2 separate regions of the Homo sapiens genome follow, and region 2 is linked to region 1. A link is an interaction called in ENCODE POLR2A ChIA-PET data of the cell type or tissue named here. Cell type or tissue: HCT116. All regions are shown on one strand. Each heading gives the region's core, and the rest is flanking DNA. Links, peaks and the distances in the headings are about the cores only. Region 1 holds the start of FBXO6 (F-box protein 6). Region 2 overlaps C1orf167 (chromosome 1 open reading frame 167).

What was found. ChIA-PET counts read pairs that join two places held together with the same protein. Peaks named below come from ENCODE experiments on the same cell type or tissue, not always from the same donor. Only the 100,000 strongest peaks of a DNase experiment are listed, where the experiment ranks them.
Region 2: POLR2A ChIA-PET joins it to region 1 with 5 read pairs; 3 of 35 experiments call an interaction of 5 or more read pairs at or near these places.

What each region holds. Positions count from the first base shown.
Region 1 is chr1:11,661,497-11,667,048 of GRCh38, reverse strand. It overlaps FBXO44 (F-box protein 44), which reads right to left. Exons shown (of 6, transcript NM_033182.7): 6 at 3,722-5,552. FBXO6 (F-box protein 6) reads right to left here and starts at 2,849. Exons shown (of 6, transcript NM_018438.6): 1 at 2,794-2,849. RefSeq lists an enhancer at 2,274-2,323 and silencers at 2,444-2,513, 2,564-2,783. In HCT116, for the core only: a CTCF peak has its summit at 2,878; a DNase peak (open chromatin) is centred at 2,928; H3K4me3 peaks cover 1,712 bases; H3K27ac peaks cover 1,964 bases.
Region 2 is chr1:11,766,858-11,775,621 of GRCh38, reverse strand. It overlaps C1orf167 (chromosome 1 open reading frame 167), which reads right to left. Exons shown (of 21, transcript NM_001010881.2): 3 at 8,537-8,764; 4 at 8,358-8,401; 5 at 7,347-7,545; 6 at 6,495-6,649; 7 at 3,986-4,098; 8 at 3,363-3,540; 9 at 12-187. Among named protein-coding and RNA genes, the nearest start is that of C1orf167-AS1, 8.4 kb to the left of the region's middle. In HCT116, for the core only: no CTCF peak of the experiment used is centred there; no DNase peak of the experiment used is centred there.

The DNA.
Region 1 (5,552 bases), core at 1-5,000:
CAGCCTCTCAAGTAACTGTGATTACAGGTGCCCGCCACCACACCCAGCTAATTTTTGTATTTTTAGTAGAGACAGGGTTTCACCATGTTGGCCAGGCTGGTTTTGAACTCCTGACCTCAGGTGATCCACCCGCCTCAGCCTCCTGAAGTCTGGGATTACAGGTGTGAGCCACTGTACCCAGCCTTTTGCTGTGGCCTCTTCTGATTTTCCATAGAGGCTTGGCCAAAGCAGCAGTTCATGGTCTTCTGAAGGCTCCCATCTCAGAAAACAGGAGGGTGGGTGCATGCTCACTTCTGCCCAGGGAGGAACACTTTACATGGCAGAGAAAACAGGTGAGGTACTTGTGCCTCGTGAAAAATGCTTTGCAGGCCGGGTGCGGTGGCTCAAGCCTGTAACCCCAGCCCTTTGGGAGGCCGAGGGGTGCGGATCACAAGGTCAGAAGTTCGAGACCAGCCTGGCCAACACAGTGAAACCCCATCTCTACTAAAAATACAAAAAAATTAGCCAGGCGTGGTGGTGTGCACCTGTAATCTCAGCTACTCAGGAGGCTGAGGCAGGAGAATCGTGTGAACCTGGGAGGCGGAGGTTGTGGTGAGCCGAGATTGCACCACTGCACTCCAGCCTGGGTGACAGTACAAGGCACCGTCTCAAAAAAAAAAAAAAAGAAAAGAAAAAAGGCTTTGCAACCTTGGCAACACAGGGAGGCCCCGTCTCTATAAATAGTGAAAAAATTCGCCGGGCATAGTGGCGAGTGCCTATGGTCCTAGCTACTTGGGAGGTTATGGCGTCAGGATCTTCTGAGCCCAGGAGGTCAAGGCTGCAGTAGCTCACAGGTGTGAGCCACCGAACCCAGCCCCTCAGATTTTTCTACCTTACAGTCCATGAGGCCTGCCGAGGTCACACTCTAGGGAAAGAAGGAGCCTGCTGGAGCAGAGTGAGCCATGATTGCTCCATGGCACTCCAGCCTGGGCAACAGAGCAAAACTGTCTCAAAAAAAAAAAAAAAAAAAAAGAGAAAAGAAAAATGCTTTGATGGAAAAAAAAAATAACAAAAAAACCCAATGTGGCCAAGTCTTCTAAGTTCTGAGAAGCAACTGTAAGCATTTGAAAAAAAATGTAAAAGTTGTCAATTAAAAATGCTTGTAGTCTAGGCAACATAGTGAGACTCTGTCTCTAGAAAAAAAGAAATTAGGTCGGGTGCACAGACTCAGGCCTGTATTCCCAGCACTTCGGTAGGCCGAGGCGGGCGGATCACAAGATCAGGAGTTCGAGACCAGCCTGGCCAATATGGCGAAACCCCGTCTCTACTAAAAATACAAAAATTAGCTGGGCGTGGTGGCGGACGCCTGTAGTCCCAGCTACTCGGGAGGGTGAGGCAGGAGAATCACCTGAACCCGGGAAGCGGAGGTTGCAGTGAGCCGAGATCGTGCCACTGCACTCCAGCCTGGGCAACAGAGTGAGAATCTGTCTCAAAAAAAAAAAAAAAAAAAAAAAAGGCCGGGCGCGGTGGCTCACGCCTGTAATCCCAGCACTTTGGGAGGCCGAGGTGGGCGGATCACGAGGTTAGGAGATCGAGACCGTCCTGGCTAACACAGTGAAACTCCATCTCTACTAAAAATACAAAAAATTAGCCGGGCTTGGTTGCAGGTGCCTGTAGTCCCAGCTACTCGAGAAGCAGGTGCCTGTAGTCCCAGCTACTCGGGAGGCTGAGGCAGGAGGACGGCCTGAACCCGGGAGGCGGAGCTTGCAGTGAGCTGAGATCGCGCCACTGCACTCCAGCCTGGGCGACAGAGCGACACTCCGTCTCAAAAAAAAAAAAAAAAAAAAAAAAAAAGAAATTAGCTAGGCCTGGTGGCCCGTGCCTGTAGTCCCAGCTATGCAGGAGGCTGAGGCAGGAGGAACGCTTGAGCCCAGGAAGTCGAGGCTGCAGTGAGCCGTGATCATGCCACTGCACTCCAGCCTGGGTGACAGAGCAAGACTCTGCCATAAATAAATAAATAAATAAATGCTGGCAGCTTCTAAAGGCACTGTCTAGACTCTAGACGAAATAAAAGTCACTGGGCTCCAAGCTAGAGGCATCTAGGCACCAATAGCTTCCCACCGTGGTGACCGAAGTCTGGTCTCTGGCCCAGTCCGCATTTTCTTGCGCCCCTTCCCCCCCCCGGCCCTGGGCATTTTGTGGTGGGGAAGTCCATGCCAGCCCTAGGAAGCCCTCTCACACCGATCGGGGTCCCCAACTGCCCGGCCCGGCGTCTCGTGCTCGCCTTCTCCGCACCCACCCTCCCAGCAAGCTCTAGTGGCATTGTTACTTCACCGGTTTCTCGGAAACAGAAACTGTGGCTGGGGCAAGGCAAGCGCCGGATCTCGCAGGCGTGTGGGGGCCTGGAGGTCCCTTGACAGTTCTCCGAACCCGGCGCCGGCCTCGGGATGTGGCCGGGGTGGAGGCGGCCGCAGAGCCTCCGCCTGGGTGGCCCCGGGGCCAGGCCCCCAGTCGAAGTCCGGGCCCAGCCGCCCGCGCCCCCCACCCCTGGCCGCCCGGACCAGCGCCCGCAGGCTCCGTGAACGCCCAGGCGCCGGAGACCCCGGCTCCCCACTCGCCCGCCGCCCGTCCCCCCGGGGACGCGACCTGGGCGCAGCGGCGGAGCTCCAGGTCGGCCCGAGCCTACGGCCTCGGCTTCGTTGTCGCTGGGCCCCGCCGCCGCGTCACGCGCTGCGCTCGGTCCCCACCCCCGCCCCGGACCCCGCTGCCGTCCCTCTCGGCCCGGCCCCTAACCCTCGCCGCGGGAAGACGAACCTGGGATCCCCAGGGCCCGGGCCCTCGCTGCGGCCTGCGTGTCCTGAAGCTGTCTCCCCCTCCAGGCGGCGGGCGGCTCAGCACCCACACCTGCACCCGCCTCCTACGCAGGGCCGAAGCTCCCGAACGCGCGGCCGCTCCCCGGACCTCCGCACTAGTTCCTTCCTTATGCGGCCCAGGGCTCCACCCTTGACCCGCGGTCCCCTCCCTAGAGGCAGGACCTGACACCCAGTGGGCTCCTTCTTTCCCTAGGGCGTGACCTCCGCAGGCTTCATAGACTCAAAGGTAAAAAACCTGAGGTGCTAGGAGGTGGCTAACGCCTGTGATCCCAGCACTTTGGGAGGCCGAGGTGGGGAGGATCGCTTGAGGTCAGGAGTTCGAGACCAGCCTGGCCAACATGGCAAAAACCCTGTCTCTACTAAATATACAAAAATTAGCCGGGCGTGGTGGCACAGGTCTATAATCCCAGCTCCTCCGGAGGCTGAGGTGGGAGAATCGCTTGAACCTGGGAGGCTGCAGTGAGTGGAGACTGTACCACTGCACTGCAGCCTGGGCGACAGAGCCAGACCTTGTCTCAAAAAATAAAAAACCTCTGAGGTTTTTTATCAGGATTAAGTTCATGAATTTCTTCCATCAGTCAACAAATATTTAGCAAGCACCTTGTTCAGGCAACCACCAAGGGTTGTGCAGGCTGTGTACTGCACAAGGGGACTGGCCCAGGACACATTAATTGCAGTCAGGGCTACATGTTCTCCGTGGAAGGCCGTCCTTTTGCAGTTTGCCATGGGCTGGTGGGTGGTGATCCTGCCCTGGCCAAAGCCCTTATCTAGCTCACCCTTGACTGAGATAGCTAAATGTGAGGAGTACTTATTGAGCACTGGATTATAGTCCATGTTCACACTGCTATAAAGAAATACCCGAGACTGGGTGATTTATAAAAGGAAAGAGGTTTAATTGACTTATAGTTCCATATGGCTGGGGAAGCCTCAAGAAACAATCGCTGGGCGCGGTGGCTCACGCCTGTAATCTCAGCACTTTGGGAGGTCGAGGTGGGTGGATCACGAGGTCAGGAGATTGAGACCACCCTGGCCAACATGGTGAAACTCCATCTCTACTAAAAATACAAACAAAATTAGCCGGGCATGGTGGTGGGCGCCTGTAGTCTCAGCTACTCCAGAGGCTGAGGCAGGTGAATGGCGCGAACCTGGGAGGCAGAGCTTGCAGTGAGCTGAGATTGCGCCACTGCACTCCAGCCTGGGCGACAGAGCGAGACTCCATCTCAAAAAAAAAAAAAAAAAAAAGAAAAGAAAAGAAAAAAGGAACTTACAATCATGGTGGTGGAAGGTGAAGGGGAAGCAACGACCTTCTTCACATGGCGGCAGGAGGGAGCCGGGGAAACCGTCACTTGTAAAACCATCAGATCTCGTGAGAACTCACTCACTATCATGAGAACAGCATGGGGGAAAACCGCTCCCATAATCCAATCACTTCCCACCAGGTCTCTCCCTAAACACCCAGGATTACCATTCAAGATGAGATGTGGGTGGGGACACAAAGCTTAACCATATCACGCACCAACTGTGTGCCAGGCACCATTCTAAATGCTTCGGCTTCATCCAATGTCCGTAAAGCTGTTGGCAAAGAGTAACACCAGGAGGCAGAGCCTGGGTGGCACTGCTGATCTGGCACAAGGTGGACTCAAGAGCTGCCCAGAGATGTCCACACACCCCAACCCCAGCCTGTGGCTGGGCCTCCAGAGGAAGCCAGCAGTACTGGACGGCTGCCAGGTGAGATACCTGCAGCTCACTGAGGGGTCTGCCCATGAACCTGTTTCTGTGATGGCCTGGTTCCTGAAATGCCAACCCCTCTGTACCTTAGACAGAAGCCATGCCATTGTACCATCTGCAGGTCCAGGCAGGACCACCTAAAGTCTGCCTTTCCTTCCAGAAACCACAGGGCACAGGTTAGACTGGGCACACCTTTTATTTGGCTGCATGCAGTAGGGCGAAGTCAGGAGAACACTGCTATCTTTCCAGCAGGACAAGAGGCAAGTTCCAAGGGTGGTTGGCTGGGAGACAGAGGTCTTGGGAATGGCAGTTCTAGGGGTGGGGTGGGGGCTTGGAATGCTCTCCAAGCCAGAGGGGGCCGGGCCTGGATTTGGGAGGTGGACAGGGGATTCTTCAAACCCCCTACCATACTCATCCAGGGCTCATGTGTCCAGCTGTCAGAGCAGGTCCCAATCCTGCTCCCCATCTACCCTGGGACATCCTGTACAGGATTCCCTCAGTCCTCTGGGAACCTAACCCCACCTGGTACCCATCTAGCTTCTGGGGCTCCACTGACAGTGAGGACAGTCCACACCCGACCTGGACCCCACCCCACCCTGGGTCTGTCCATCTCAGTCCCGGCCTGAGCCTCTGGGCCAAAGCCACCTCTTCTGAGCAGGCAGGCAGAGCGAGAGACTGGGAGCAGCAGACAGGGGCAGAGCACGGCCCATGAGCCCACCCTCCACTTCCCAGATTGGTCAGAGTTACATGGTCACCTCCCTGCACCTGCACCATCAGGGCAGCTGCAAGCTTGCCAGTTGTCTTGCCTGTCCCTGCTCCGAGGGTCAAAGAACACAGGTAGAATGGTCCCAGGAGGGGAAGGGAGAGACAGATCCAGGCTGGCCTCCAAGCTCGACTTTCTGAGGGGCCCAGGGGAACATGCTGCACCTCCCACATCTCAGGTGCTCCGTCTCTGAAAGGGGCACACGCAGG
Region 2 (8,764 bases), core at 134-5,133, 110 kb before region 1:
CACTAGCTCACCTGCTTTCTGCCGGCAGAGGGACAGCTGGGTCACCTTTGCCCCATCTGATTCCCGGAGCTGCTTCATCCGCACCCACTGTTCCAGGCATTTCCTCAGGGTCCCCGTCCGGCGGTCAGCCAGGTGGTCTCGGTACCGGGACCCTCTTTGCACGAACTGCTGCCACGCCCCGAAGCACCTGGGAGAACAGAGGGAAAGTACCCATGTCAATTGCAAGATCTGATGACTGCGGCTCCAGCTGCCTGCCATTGCCAGACACACTACCCAGGCCTTGGGCAAGCCACTTCATCTCTCTGAGCCTCCGTGTTTTGTTGTTGTTGTTTGTAGACGGAGTTTCACTCTTTTGCCCAGGCTGGAGTGCAATGGTGCGATCTCTGGTCACTGCAACCTCCACCTCCTAGGTTCAAGAGATTCTCCTGCATCAGCCTCCCAAGTAGCTGGGACTACAAGCATGCACCACCATGCCCGGCTAATTTTTTTTTGTATTTTTAGTAGAGATGGGGTTTCTCCATGTTGGCCAGGCTGGTCTTGAACTCCTGACCTCAAGTGATCCGGCCGTCTTGGCCTCCCAAAGTGCTGGAATTACAGGCTTGAGCCACCGCGTCTGGCCAAGCCTCCGTTTTCTCATCTGTAAAATGGGGCTGCTTTGAAGATGCATTGCATGTCACCTGCTCAGGCCATGACACTATCACCTCTGGCAGCGTGGTGGCCTCAGCAGCCTCTGACCTGGCCTCCCTGCATCCACTTTCGGCCTCCTCCAGTCATTTCCTATTCAGTAACCCAGTGGTGTTTTTCCAATCTCAAATCAAATCATCAGAGTCACCTGCTAATCCTCCAGCGGTAGCCTCCTTGCTCTACCATCAAATTTCAGCCCCTCCCCACAGCCAACCAGGTGCTGATCTGGTCCCCACAGATTTTTCCAATCTCATCTTCAACTACCCTCAGCCCCCCTACCCTGTACTAACAAGGGTCCAATTCGGCTCTGCTACGCCTCAGGATCTTACACTCCCGGCCAGAGGCCTCTGAACACTCTACCCTTTTCTGATCTTCCTCCACCAGGCAACTCTTCATCCTTCACATCACCACTGAACCTTGGTCTAGGTCAGCTTCCTGCACTAAAAATTCTCACAGAAAACTACACCAGGGGGATGTAGTCAGCAAAATGCAGACAGTGGGAAACTAGCAGGCAAGCAAGTTGATTTCTTCAACAAATAACGTGCAATCAAAAAAATGAAGGGGAGCCTATAGTTTACAAAGATTTTAACAGGCCGGGCGTGGTGGCTCACACCTGTAATCCCAGCACTCAGGGAAGCCGAGGTGGGAGGATTGCTTGAGCCCAGGCTGGAGTGCAGTGGTGCGATCATGGCTCACCAGTGGGACTCTGTCTCTACCAAAATTTTTTAAAATTCGCCAGGCATGGTAGCTCACACCTGTAATCTCAGCACTTTGGGAGGTCAAGGTGGGCGAATTGCTTGAGTCCAGGAGTTCGAGGCCAGCCTGAGCAACGTGGCAAAAAATTAAATCTCTACAAAAAATTTAAAAATTAGCCAGGTGTGGTGGTATGCACCTATAGTCCCAGCTACTTGGAGGCAGAGGTGAGAGGATCCCTTGAGCCTAGGAATTTGAGGCTACAGTGAGACATGATTGCACCACTGCACTCCAGCCTGGGTGACACAGTAAGACCCTGTCTCTATTTTTTTTTAATTAAAAATAAAAAGACTTGAATGACTTATCAACCAACTGCCATACATGGACCTCATTGCAAACTCTAATACAATATATACTTGCAAATGTGAATACTGGCCAGATATTCGTGAGTATTAAGGAACAGTTGTTTCATTATTTTTTAGTTGTGAGAGTGGTATTGTGGTTATGTTTTTATTATTTATTTATTTACTTATTTCTGAGATGGAGTCTCACTCTGTCGCCTAGGCTGGAGTGCAGTGGCACGATCTCGGCTCACTGCAACCTCTGCCTCCCGGGTTCAAGCAATTCTCATGCCTCAGCTTCCCGAGTAGCTGGGATTACAGGTGTTCACCATCATACTCGACAAATTTTTGTATTTTTAGTAGAGATGGGGTTTCACCATGTTGTCCAGGCTGGTCTCAAACTCCTGACCTCAAGTGATCCACCTGCCTCGGCCTCCCAAAGTGCTGGGATTACAGGCATGAGCCACCGCGCCCGGCCAGTGGTTATGTTTCTAAAGAGTCCTTATCTTTTAGAGAGGCATATAAAAATATTTATGGATGAAATGGTATAATGCATGGGATTTGCCTCAAAATAATTTGGAGCGGGGGATGTATTTGGAGTACACATGAAACAAGCTTCAAGAGAGGCTGATTTTGTTGAAGCTGGGTAATTGGTGCGCTGGGGTTTATTATCCTATCTGCTCTACTTTTGAGTAAGAAAAATGCCCCACAGGCCGGGTGCGGTGGCTCATGCCTGTAATCCCAGCACTTTGGGAGGCCGAGGTGGGTGGATCACCTGAGGTCAGGACCAGCCTGACCAATATGGTGAAACCCTGACTCTGCTAAAAATACAAAAAAAATTAGCCGGGCGTGGTGGCATGTGCCTGTAGTCCCAGGTACTTGGGAGGTGAGGCAGGAGAATCGCTTGAGCCCAGGAGGTGGAGGTTGCAGTGAGCCGAGATCGTGCCACTGCACTCTAGCCTGGGTGACAGAGCGAGACTCCGTCTCAAATAATAATAATAATAATAATGCCCCATAATAAAAAGTTAACCACCAGGGAGCAAAAAAAGAAACTCATAGATCTGTGTTCCTTCTCTTCACAACACTTAAGCCAGGTGGTATTCACATACACCCTTGGGACTGCTAGTTTCCTGTCTGTTCCCCCACCAGCCATGGGTTCCACTGTGATGATGGGCAGAGGTGGGAGGCCGGGACTAAGCTTTGCTTATATCCAAATCCCAGCCAGTGGGGCGGGCTAGCATGTTCTAGGCATGCTCAGTCGATGGCTGCTTTCATTTCCTATTTGCATCCTTGCCTCTCAATACTAGGAGTCAAGAGCTGACTTAAAGGGAAGTGGGGGCCAGGCATGCTGGCTCACGCCTGTAATCCCAGCACTTCTGGAGGCCAAGGTGGGCAGATCACTTGAGTTCAGGAGTTCGAGACCAGCCTGGGCAACATGGTGGAACCCTGTCTCTATCAAAAATACAAAAAAATTAGCTGTGCGTGGTGGCACATGCTTATGGTCCCAGCTACTCGAGAGGCTGAGGTGGGAGGATTGCTTGAGCCAGGGAGGTGGAGGGTGCAGTGAGCAAGATGGTGCCACTGTACTTCAGCCTAGGTGACAGAGTGAGACCTCATCTCAAAAAAAAGGGAAGGGCATCCTACCTGCACAGCCAAGCTCTCTGGTGCTGGGGGCTCAGTGGGGCCACCCAGGCTACACCTGCAGCAGTAGAGTGCCAGGCCTGGGGGAAGCTCCCTGTCCTCTGTGTGGCCCTGGTGGCCTTCCGCAGAGTCTCCCTCTCCTGTCTGGCCCGTTTCTTCTGTTGGCACCACAGGAAGAACACTAAGGAGAGAGGGAGGAGGGAGAGAAAAGAGAGAGTAAGCAGATGGGAGGATCTGAGCCAGGAGGGGCCCCTGACATGTGGGGTGCCTGTCGCAGGGCACCCCCCATCTCTGAGTAAGTGAAGTCTAGCTCCAATACTCCAGCCTCTGGTGTGGGCCTGCATCAGTGTATCAGCCCAGAAATGCAGGCCGTGCTCCTCTCATGCTGTGTGTCCTCAAACAAGTCACTTAACTTATCTGTGCCTCAGTTCCCCATCCGTAAAATGGGCACAGTTCCTCTTGGGGGTCACTGTGAGGCTCAAATGAGATTGTCTCTGGGAATGTGCCAAAGCAGATGCAAAATAAACATTCATTCGCCCAGGGTCCCCCGCCCCTGCCCAGTGTGGAGCTCAGGCCCTGCGTGGCCAGGCTCCATCTCCCCGCTTTCCCAGCACCCCACGTCTCACCAGCCAGTTGCAGGGCCTGCAGGATCTGGACTCTCTCGTGTCTGCTGTCTGTTCTCTGCCTAGGATGTGACAGAAGCCGCTGAGCAATCTCCTCCTCCCTCAGACTTCCTGGACTAAAAGCAAAGTTGCCCAGAGAGAAGCTGATGACCCGGGAGGAAGGGCACTCGGTCCCAACCTGTCCGCCCCACCCCAGGCAGGTGCGGTCTGCCCTTGGGAGCAGGGGGCGCTGAGTCCCCCTACCCTCTTCTGGACAGTTTATTTTATGTCGGATTTAAAAGCTATTGCTGGGGGGAGGTTCTGCTCTTGATTTATTCTCTTTAATACTATTTGGATTTTTTTAAACAACAAACATGTATTAAAATAAATATCATTTAAATAATTATTTAAATACATTTGTTCAATTTAAAAATAAGAACATGGCCAGGCATGGTGGCTCACACCTGTAATCCGAGGACTTTAGGAGGCTGAGACGGGCAGATCACTTGAAGCCAGGAGTTTGAGACCAGCCTGGCCGACATAGTGAAACTCCGTCTCTACTACAAAAAAAAAAAAAAAAAAAAAAAAAAATATATATATATATATATATACACACACACACACACACATACACACACACGCTGCCAGAGGTGATATATACACACACACACACACACACACACACACAAATTAGCCAGTGTGGTGGCACACACTTGTAGTCCCAGCTACTCGGGAGGCTGAGGCATGAGAATTGCTTGAGCCTGGGAAGCACAGGTGGCAGTGAGCAGAGATCACACTACTGTACTCCAGCCTGGGTGACAGAGCAAGGCTCTGTTTAAAAAAAAAAAAATACCCAACTGTAGTAGAAAATTGGGGAAATAAAGAAAAAAATAACCAGAGGCCGGGCGCAGTGGCTCACGTCTATAATCCCAGCACTGTGGTAGGTTGAGGCAGGCAGATACCTTGAGGCCAGGAGTTTGAGACCAGCCTGACCAACATGGCGAAACCCCATCTCTACTAAAAATACAAAAATACAAAAAAAAAAAAAAATCAGCCAGGCGTGGTGGTGTGTGCCTATAATCCCAGCTACTTGGGAGCCTGAGGCGGGAGAATCGCTTGAACCCAGGAGGCGGAGGTTGCAGTGAGCCAGATTGTTCCACACACTCCAGCCTGGGCAACAGAGCGATACTCTGACTCGAAAAAAAAAAAAAGAAAAATATAACCGACTTTAATCCCACTGTCCCAGAGATAAGCATAGTTTCCATTTTAGCATTTTTAAATGAAATATCTTTTACTCCTTAATTGTGGTAAAATACACATCAGAAAGTTTACCATTGTAACCATTTTTAAGTGTACAGTTCAGCAGTGTTAGGGATTTTCACATTGCACATTTTCAGGTTTTTTTTTTTCTTTCTGGTCCTTTTTCTATGCACCATGTGGTTTCTATGCAACTATGTGGTTGGGAAAAATATTTTGGATACATTTTTATGCTCCTTTAAGAAAAATTTAACATTGCCACACCATTTTCCCTTTTTTTTAAAAAATGCTATGCAAATATTCATAAAAATACTTCCAGGGAGGGGGCTATGAAAGGATGAAGCTTTCAAGTTAATTAATAGACTTCCAACTATTTGGAATATTTTTCAAATTGAGCATGCATTACTGCTATGATTGGAAACATAACCAGTAAAAAATCTTCCTGGCCAGGCGTGGTGGCTGGCTCATGCCTGTAATCCCAGCTCTTTGGGAGGCCGAGGCAGGTGGATCACTTGAGGTCCTGGCTAATACGGTGAAACCCCGTCTCTACTAAAAATACAAAAAATTAGCCGGGCATGGTGGTGGGCGCCTGTAGTCCCAGCTACTCGGGAGGCTGAGGCAGGAGAATGGCGTGAACCTGGGAGGCGGAGCTTGCAGTGAGCTGAGATTGTGCCACTGCACTCCAGCCTGGGCGACAGAGCGAGACTCCATCTCAAAAAAAAAAAAAAACTTCCTAAACATCATATTGGATGGTTGCTAATTGTTCATCACATGGTCAAACCATCATTTCCTCACTCACTGTTGAGCATTTAGGCTGCTTTTCAGCTTGTTTTTTTGAGACAGGGTCTTGACCTGTTGCCCAGGCTGGAGTGCAGTGGCATGATCATAGCTCACTGCAGCCTTGATTTCCTGGCCTCAAGTGATCCTCCTGCCTCAGTCTCTAGAGTAGCTGGGACTACAAGCATGCCCCCATGCCTGGCTAAATGTTTACATTTTTTTGCTAGAGACGGGGTCTCGCTATGTTGCCCAGGTTGGTGTCTAACTCCTGGCCGAGGCCTCCCAAAGTGTTGGGATTATAGGTGTGAGCCACCGTGCCTGGCTGTTTTGAAGTTTTTACAATTATAAATGATGCCATGATGGACATCTTTTTTGCATAAATCTTTGCCCACATCTGCTTATTTCATTCCCATTCTTTTGTGGGGATGAGGAAGTAGTGGGGGCAAGGCAGGAAGTTGGGGAAGAAAGGCCACCGGCTTCCCAGGCAACACTGACCAACCTGGTGTGTTCCAGCCTGCTTCTCTGGGCGGGGTCCACCACTGTGCTTCTTCCCAAGGAGAGGCCTTTGCCCTGGGCTCTCCTGGAGGGCGGGGACCCTGGCCCAGCCTGCATGTGGGGCTGTACTTGTTTCTGCTGTAAAGCCAGGTTTCTCCACTGGCTCAAGAGAGAAGGGGAAAGGAGATGTTGGCCTTGAATCTGCCTCCCAAGGGAACACCAGGCAGGGGCGGGGACAGGAGTAACACATGCCTATCAGATTCCACAGCCTGTGGTCTTAACCATTACTCTGCCTATTCATTCCTTCTTTGGGAATGAAGGAATGAATGAATGAACAAATATAGAGCGATGCATCCCAAGAGGCAACGCTTTCCTTAAAAGATGAAAGCTGCGACTGGACCCTCTCAGAGCACCCCTTTCCCAAGGAGGGAAGGACACAGATGCTCCCTCCCAGCCCTGGCTGGCAAACCTCTAATAAAAAATAGCAACCACTTATCTACTAGCTTGCTATATGCTAGGCAGAGTTCTGAGTCCCTTATTAATTTAATCTCACAACGACCCTGAGAGAGGTATGTTCTATTATCATCATCATCCCATTTTAGAGATAAAGAGACTGGGGCACAGAGAGGTTAGGTAACTTGCCCAAGGTCACGCAGCTAGAAAGTGGTAGAGGGGGCAGGATTTGAACTCAGGCAGAGCTGATTCAGGTGTGTGGACTCACAACTACACCCTTTACTGCTGATCATTCATGAGGTGCCACCTATGCCCAGTGGGTGTCCTCTCCGTAGACTGAGTCTCCTCCCCAGACACACCACTGCTTCACACGGCCCCCTGGCCCAACCTGGAGACCGCTGACCTCTCGGAAGCTCCGGACCAGCAGAACCTTTGTGTACTGCCCCCATGCTGCCTCCAGCTGAGCCTCCCGGAGCCACAAGGCCTGAAGGCACTTTCGCAACAGCTGCCAGCGGCCCAGTGCCACTGCCGCCGCCGCTGGCTCCCGCTGCCTCTTCACCAAGTGCCTCCAGGATCGAAAACATCTGGACAACAGCTGCCAGCTGGGGACAGACCAGGGCTGATCAGGGTGTGGACTGCCCTCCTATCCCCAGGGACAGCCCAGTGGCTGGATACCCTCTGAGATGCCTTTCCAGCAATCAGTAGGGTGATGACCCACGCCACAACAGGAGTATCACACTGCAGACTGGAAGAACTTCCCTCTTACTGATGGCTGGACTTGGAAACCCCACACAAGCAAGGCCCTGGGGGTGGGAGAATGCCCTCTTTATTTCTTTTATATATATATAATTTTGAGACAGAGTCTTGCTCTGTCACCCAGGCTGGAGTGCAGTGGCATGATAACGGTTCACTGCAGCCTCGACCTCCTGGGCTCAAGTGATCCTCCCACCTCAGCCTCCTGCGTAGCTGAGACTACAGACATGCACCACCCCACCCGGCTGATTTTTGTAATTTTTTTTGTAGAGACGGGGTTTTGCCATGTTGCTCAGGCTGGTCTTGAACCCCTGAGCTCAAGCAATCTGCCTGCCTCAGTCTCCCGAAGTGTTGAGATTACAGGCATGAGCCACCGCATCCAGCCAGAGATTGCCCTGTTTGCCGAAAACCCAGGGTGGCCTTGGAAGTTCAGGACACTCAGTGTCCCAAACCCATGAGCATCAGTCCCTTCGTTCTTGTCCCTGGGGCCCTGGAGGCTCCCTTCATCCCCCAGCAGGGACAGGTAGTAAGTTCCTCTTCCTTGAAACCCTGCCTCCTCTCCATCAGGCCCTCATCTCCATTTGGACAGGCAAATGGGAGCGGAGTCCTGAGCACGTGTCCCCCAACTCCAACCCCTGTCCCCACCCAGCCATGGCCTCACCAGATTGCCTCAGACTCTGGGGCTGTGATGTTTTGTGCCTTGTTCTGGGAAAGCAAGAGTACATAACACAGTTCTCAGGCCAAGCAGCAGGCAGGACAGGGCACCCCCTGCCAAGCCTCCCTGCCCTGGAGCAACACCTCCTACCCCCTACCCCACCTCCAGCCTCCCCGGGCCTCTACCTTCGACGCACTGCTCGCTGGGACTGTGTCTGACAGATGGAAAGCTGTCCTCTCCTCCTCCCTGTGGACCCGCTCCCTCGGGGCCCCCTCCTCTCCTTTCTGCTTGGGTGAGACTCCCCAGGCTGTGTTGGAGAAGGCTGAGGAACAGGGGTCGGTCCCCCTGCTTCCCACCCCTCGAGGGAGACTGGGGTCACCCCTCTGTGCCCTGCCATCTTGAGACCAGGGGGA